2 separate regions of the Homo sapiens genome follow, and region 2 is linked to region 1. Evidence: chromatin contacts called from ENCODE Hi-C or POLR2A ChIA-PET data. All regions are on one chromosome and are shown on one strand. Each heading gives the region's core, a stretch centred on a gene start or an enhancer-like site at or near the end of the contact. The rest is flanking DNA. Distances are from core to core; before and after follow the strand shown. Region 1 has its middle 38 kb from the start of ARAF. Region 2 holds the start of LINC01560 (long intergenic non-protein coding RNA 1560).

Region 1 (2,982 bases), core at 10-2,509:
AATGGAAAATGTGTGTGGATCCTGAGACTTTGTGAAGTTCAGTCATGTGTCCAAGATCTGAGATCTAAGCTTTGTGAATGAATCAGTAGAAACCCCTCGGCTCCAGTGTTGGCAGGTCTCCTCCTCCATGCAGCCCTCCCAGGGAACTGGCTCTGCTTGGGAAGTCTGTGGGGTCCCTGGGGCAGCAGCTGGGTGAGTCCTGGAATCAATCCTCATGTCTGGCTGCCGAGGGGCATCTCCTTCCTTAAAATCATTTGCGGGAGGCTTGGGTCGGGCCGTCCAGTCCTTCCTTAGTCTGGGACTGCAGGAGAAATGGTGGGGACCAAGCACACAGAGGCAGGTAGAGGTGTGGTAAGTGGCGATTCTGGGTGAGACAGGATGCTAATTGGATCCCACTTGGGGTGACTTGATAACGGGTTTGTGCAGGGTCACTGAGGACCCTCCTGGCTCCACGAGGATTCACTCAGCCTGGTGGTTGGACTAAGAGAAGGCCCTGTGGCCAGGAGCCCGGTTGGGTTTTGAGGTTATTCTGAAGAGGGGGTGCTGGGTGAGTTGGGGTATTGATGCCCGGCAGCCCAAGCAAAGGGTTCGAAGGACGCGGGGAGGTGGCTGCCTCCCGTCCCCCACAGGCTCCTCTGCCGCCTCCTGAACAGTTTTCCTGCCACGTCGAGGTGCCATGCTCGGGCATTCCCGGGGTCCTGGGCCAGGAAATGGCAGGTCCCTGGATCAGGAGGCCCGAGAGCTCTGGTCCTCGAGTCCCACTTCCTCTGCCCGCAGAGGGGACTGGAGGGGCGCGATTGTGCGCCACCCCGATTGCACCCAGATTCGGTCGTTTCCAGAACCTCTTCCCAGGAGCACGGGGAGCGGGAGAGCGGGAACCCCAAAGAGGAGCTCTGGGTCCGGCGAGTCCGGGTGGCGACTCGAGCTGAGCCCCCTCTCCCGCCGCAGCGCTGGGAGGGGCTCCGTCGCCAGCCGTGCCCTCTCGTCCTGCTCACTCACCCGGGCCTAACGACAGCAGCTGGCTCTGCGAGGGGTTCCCCGGGTTGGGGCCCCTAAATTAACACGCGGAGGGCCAGGGGGAGGCAGGGGAAGGGGGGCGGGGCAAAAGCTGCAGGGAAGCAAAACGGAGGAGGAGGTGCAGACAGGAGCGAGGAACGGCGGGCAGCGGGCTCGGCCCAGCTTCACGATGCGAACGGGAGGGGGCGCCAGAGACCGCCAGAGGCCAAGGTCCAGCGCTACTGCGGCACAGGCGCCGCCGCGTAGTCCGCAGTCAGAGGGCGGGGCCCGCCTTCGCAGCCACGGTCACGGTCGTGTTCACCCAGGCTCCGCAACCACCCGCAGAGCTCACGACGTGAAGGAGCAGCCCTCCTCCTTTCCTCTTCCCTCACCTCCTCCATCTTCTCCATCCTCCTCTTCTTTTGATAGATTGATGGATCAGAGATGGATGTGTGTGTGCGCGTACGCGTGTAAAGATACTTATCAAAGCATTATCCTTAAAAAAGGAAACATCTGAAGCCACAGGGAATATGAAATTAAAGAAACTCAGGTAGACAGTCTCTTTAAAAATATTATGGAACCATTTGAAAAATTGTTTATCAATACTATGTAACATCATGGGAAATTATTTTCATGTACTATTAAAGCAAAAAAGGCAGGATACACACACAGAAATCTCCATGTAAAAATGTGAACTATACACAGAACAGGAATGATCATCAAAACTCCCTCCAAGTACGAACAATGGTTTTCTGCAGGTGTGGTAATGCCTTTGTAGAATGTGCATAAATTCATATTAAAATAAATGGAAGCCTTTCCTTTTTATAGATAAAGGGAAGCCAGGTACATCCCAGGCTGTGGCCAGGCAGGAAAAGGAGCTGGGCAGGGCTTGAGGAGGGCACCGGGGCTCCTTGGTAAGGCGATGTCCAGATGTCACCCAGGCCTGTGGGTCGGTCCTACATATCTGTGCACCCCTTCCCCTAATACCCAGATATCCCTTTTCCTTAACAATCCCCACCCTGATATACACCACAGACCTAAACTCTTAGTCCATATGCCTCTGGAAATAAACTCCTGTCAACATTTGTCTGTTCAAAACAGTTAAGAATCTCTCAATTGATCTAATGAATTGAAGAAATCTATCCCCACGTTAGAAACATGCACATGTTGGCCCTGATTTAATTTCCCAGTAACTACAATTCCCCAGTAACTACATATGCATATGTACCGGACAAACAAGGCAGCTTTCCATTCCCAACTCCTCTTCCCTGGCTGATGGTTCTCAGGAGAATCTAGGCATCTGAGCCCTAGCCCCAGCACCCTAATGGAGAGTGCAGGGCACCTGGATAGTGGAGGCAGGCCTAGAAGCTTTTGGTGTAAAAGATGAAATTGAAATAAAAAGACCCACAGGTAACCATGTGTCAAGCACACATCTGGTACCCAATACATCTTTATGGAATAAAATAGACATTAAAATGCTACAGGTATAAGTTAAAATATTGGCAAACTGACTAGCAAGGTTTAGAAATCCACATTTAAGACTGGTCTAGTGGTGATAAATTCCGTCAGCTTTTTCTTGTCAGGGAAAAACTTTAATTTCTCCTTCATTTTTGAAGGATAGCTTTGCTTAAGACACAGGCAGAAAAATATTTCATGACTTCACTTATATGTAGAATATTTTTAAAAGAGCTCAGGCTGGGTACAGTGGCTCACACCTGTAATCCCCACACCTTGGGAGGCCAAGGCAAGAAGATCACTTGAGCCTGAGAGTTTGAGGCTGCAGTGAGCTATGATCACACCATTGCACTCCAGCTTGAGAAAAAAATAATGCTGCTCTGAATGTGGGTGTGCAAATATCACTTCAAGGCCCTGCTTTCAATTCTTTTTTATATATACTCAGAAGTAAAATGGCTGAGTTATATGGTAGTTCTATTTTTAATTTTTTGAGGAAACTCCAAACTATTTCCTATTGGTTGCACATTTTAT
Region 2 (2,773 bases), core at 147-2,646, 41 kb after region 1:
GGAAACACACATTTTAAAAGGCCCAACGCACAAGCTTGAACCAATAGAGCCGCAGAGTACGATAAATCCAACAACTAGAAGATACAGTGTTTTCAATCAAGGCACAAAACCATTTTTGAAAGCTGGCCTCGTACTTGAGCCTTAAGGCAAGTTTCATCAAATTTCAAACTCAACGTTCTTGGGCCACAAGGCAAATGGGCTTAGAAATCACTAACACAGGGATTAACTTCTTGTTCGTTTGCGGAAATGCAAAATGGTGTTAAGACCTGTAACATTTTCTGCAGTCCCTCTAAATTCCTTCTTTGAATAATCGATTCCTAGAACAGGACGCGACGGACCAAGCTGGGTCAAACTGCCGACAGCTCCATTGGGCAGCATGTCCACCCCTGATGACCAAATCCCACCAAACGTGCAGCTGGCACTCGGCCGCCTTTGTTTCCTTCCCCTAGAATAAAACTCCGCTGCTTTCCCACGTTCCTGGAGCAGCAGCCGGAATAAAGCGCCCATGGCCTTGCCCTTTGAGTCTCGGAGGATGTTTGCCACTCCAACAATGGACTTTTAAATAATTCAGGGGTCAAAAGGCGTGTGTGGGGGGGGGAGAAAAGTTACAAATCAGCACTTGAAACCGAACACAAACAAAAATCAAACAAATCCGAACTAATATAACAAATCAAAACTTTGATCTTTAGAAGAAAACTTCAACCTTAATGCTTCCAGGAGGAAAGCAGAAAGGATAATGACTGAATTGTGAAAACGAGCCAAAATGTTCCACCACTGATGTCACACACACCTATGACTCCCTGCACAGATCCACGGTCCCGGGCGCTGAATCCCCGCAACCCTCTGCGCCCACAGAGGTTAAACTCTCGCTGCTGGCGACTTCCGCTTCCTGGCCTAAATCTGACACGCACGACTCCCCCCGCGGCAACTGCACAGGTTCGGTGACAGCCGAGACGCCGAGTGTTTCCCGCAGCCGGCCGGGGTCCAGGTCGGAAATGTAGCCAGTGGGGCCGCCAGGTGGGCTCCAGACGCGGTGGGCGCGGGGTCCCGGCCGCCGCGGGAGAGGGGTCGCCGCGTCCCACAGAGCAGTGCGGCGGCAGGGGCGGGGGCGGGTGCGTCTCGCGACCTGCTCCTGGGGGTGGGGGCTGGGCGATATTTAAAGAGGCGGAGGCTCCCCGGTAGGGACGGCCTGAGGCCGAGGGCACCCTGAGGGCGGAAGAGGCAAAGCGCCTCGCCCGCCGGGGCCTCGGAGGTGACTAACTCCTAGAGGCTGCGGCGGAGGGGAGAAGCCTGGTGGTACATTCCATGGCCCAGTGCCTCGGCCACTGGAAAATCCCACAGGGGTATATCGAGTAGGGGACCGCGGGCTCCGCGGCAGAAATGACCGCCCTTCCAAGATGGCGGCTCCCGTAGAGACACTCCCAAGGAGACAGCCATGTTCCTTGCCTGAGAGTCACTGAAGGAAATTGGAAAGCCCGCCTCTCCTTCGACGCACACGCGCACGCGCACGCACGCACCGGCGCGGTGTAAGGGCACCCACCAGGTGTAATTGTGGGCGAGCGGCCGCTTCGGAGCTGACACTAAGCATGTGCAGATCAAGTCCAGAAGCGCCGGGGTTCCTCGAAGCAGTTTTCAGGACTTAAGGCTCTGGGAGTGAGTTTAACAGACGGACTTAGGGCCACTTAAGCATTGAGATAAATATGGAGATGTTATGACATGGATCAAGCATTAAGATAATTATGGGGATGTTATGACATGGATTTTGTACTCGAAGATGCTCAGTAGGATGAGTAAGGAGGCTTCTCTGGGGTCATTTATAGGGAGGTGCAGAATGAGTGATTGGGGTTTGTGGGTGAGTGATGGGTCACTAGAGAAAGTTGATGGGTAGCCTGTGGGATGAGTGTTGGGGACACCGGAGTGAATAATAAGGGGGTCTGTGGGGTGAGTGATACAGGGTCTCTAGGGTGAGTGATAAGGTATATGTGAGATGAGTGATGAGAAGTCCGTGGGGGTAAGAAAGGGCTGTGCGGGGTGACTACTGGAGGTCTGTGAGGTGTGGGATGGGGTTTATTGGGTGATTGACCAAGGTTCCTGCTGGGTGAGTGATGCGTTTCTTTGGGACTAGTGATGGGGGGCTGTGGAATCAGATATGCAGCTTCCTGGGGTCAGTGATAGGTGGTCTTTAGGTCTGAGATGAGGTTATTTCAAAACCTACTTTTGACTTTGTTGGTCCTCCTGTATCTTTGTTTCTCTGTCATTAATATCTGCCCTTAACTTCGTTATTTCTTTTCTGTTTTTTAATTTTGTTCTCATTTTTAAAGTCCTGAATTTAATGCTTATCTTACTATCCAGTCATTTTATTTTATAATATAAACATTCAGTTTATAAATTTTTCTCTAAGAACACTTTAGCTCCGTGTCACATGTTTTGTTGTGGTTGCTGCTGTTCGGTTTTATTTTGTTTTGAGACAGGGTCTCACTCTGTCGCCCAGAGATGGAGTGCAGTGGCACGATCATGGCTCACTGCAGCCTCAACCTCCTGTGCTCAGTCGATCCTCCCAACTTAGCCTCCCAAGTAGCTGGAACTATAGGCATGTGCTGCCACACCCACTAATTTTTTATTTTGTGTAGACACGGGGTCTCACTATGTTGCCCAGGCTGATTTTTGTTTTAAAGATACAAGAATCTCTCTCTGTTGCCTAGGCTGGAGTGCAGTGAAACCATCATGGCTCATTGCAGCCTCAACCTCCTAGGCTCAAGTGACCCTCCCACCT

Evidence for each region. Hi-C counts contacts between places; a loop is a spot of excess contacts on that map. ChIA-PET counts read pairs that join two places held with the same protein, here RNA polymerase II (POLR2A). Pooled maps may share reads with other maps.
Region 2: a map of naive thymus-derived CD4-positive, alpha-beta T cell shows a loop between it and region 1 (9-fold over the local background). The contact joins the promoter of LINC01560 here to the enhancer-like site in region 1. A Hi-C loop is called at or near these places in 26 of 168 maps with a recorded cell type or tissue (B cell, CD14-positive monocyte, CD4-positive, alpha-beta T cell and 21 more), 32 of 37 single-sample maps with no recorded cell type and 34 of 50 pooled maps. POLR2A ChIA-PET finds 5 or more read pairs at or near these places in 17 of 52 experiments (A549, AG04449, B cell and 12 more).

What each region holds. Positions count from the first base shown.
Region 1 is chrX:47,521,793-47,524,774 of GRCh38, reverse strand. No RefSeq gene overlaps it. Among named protein-coding and RNA genes, the nearest start is that of ARAF, 38 kb to the left of the region's middle. RefSeq lists silencers at 938-987, 1,048-1,117. Within about 2 kb of position 1,259, at least 4 of the 41 ENCODE cell types and tissues checked have a DNase peak (open chromatin) inside an H3K27ac peak, as active enhancers do; they include GM12878, where a contact is called at or near this core.
Region 2 is chrX:47,481,339-47,484,111 of GRCh38, reverse strand. It overlaps LINC01560 (long intergenic non-protein coding RNA 1560), which reads right to left and starts at 1,396. Exons shown (of 1, transcript NR_126059.1): 1 at 1-1,396. It overlaps ZNF41 (zinc finger protein 41), which reads left to right and starts at 890. Exons shown (of 5, transcript NM_001324144.2): 1 at 890-1,017. RefSeq lists a silencer at 876-1,165 and an enhancer at 1,156-1,455.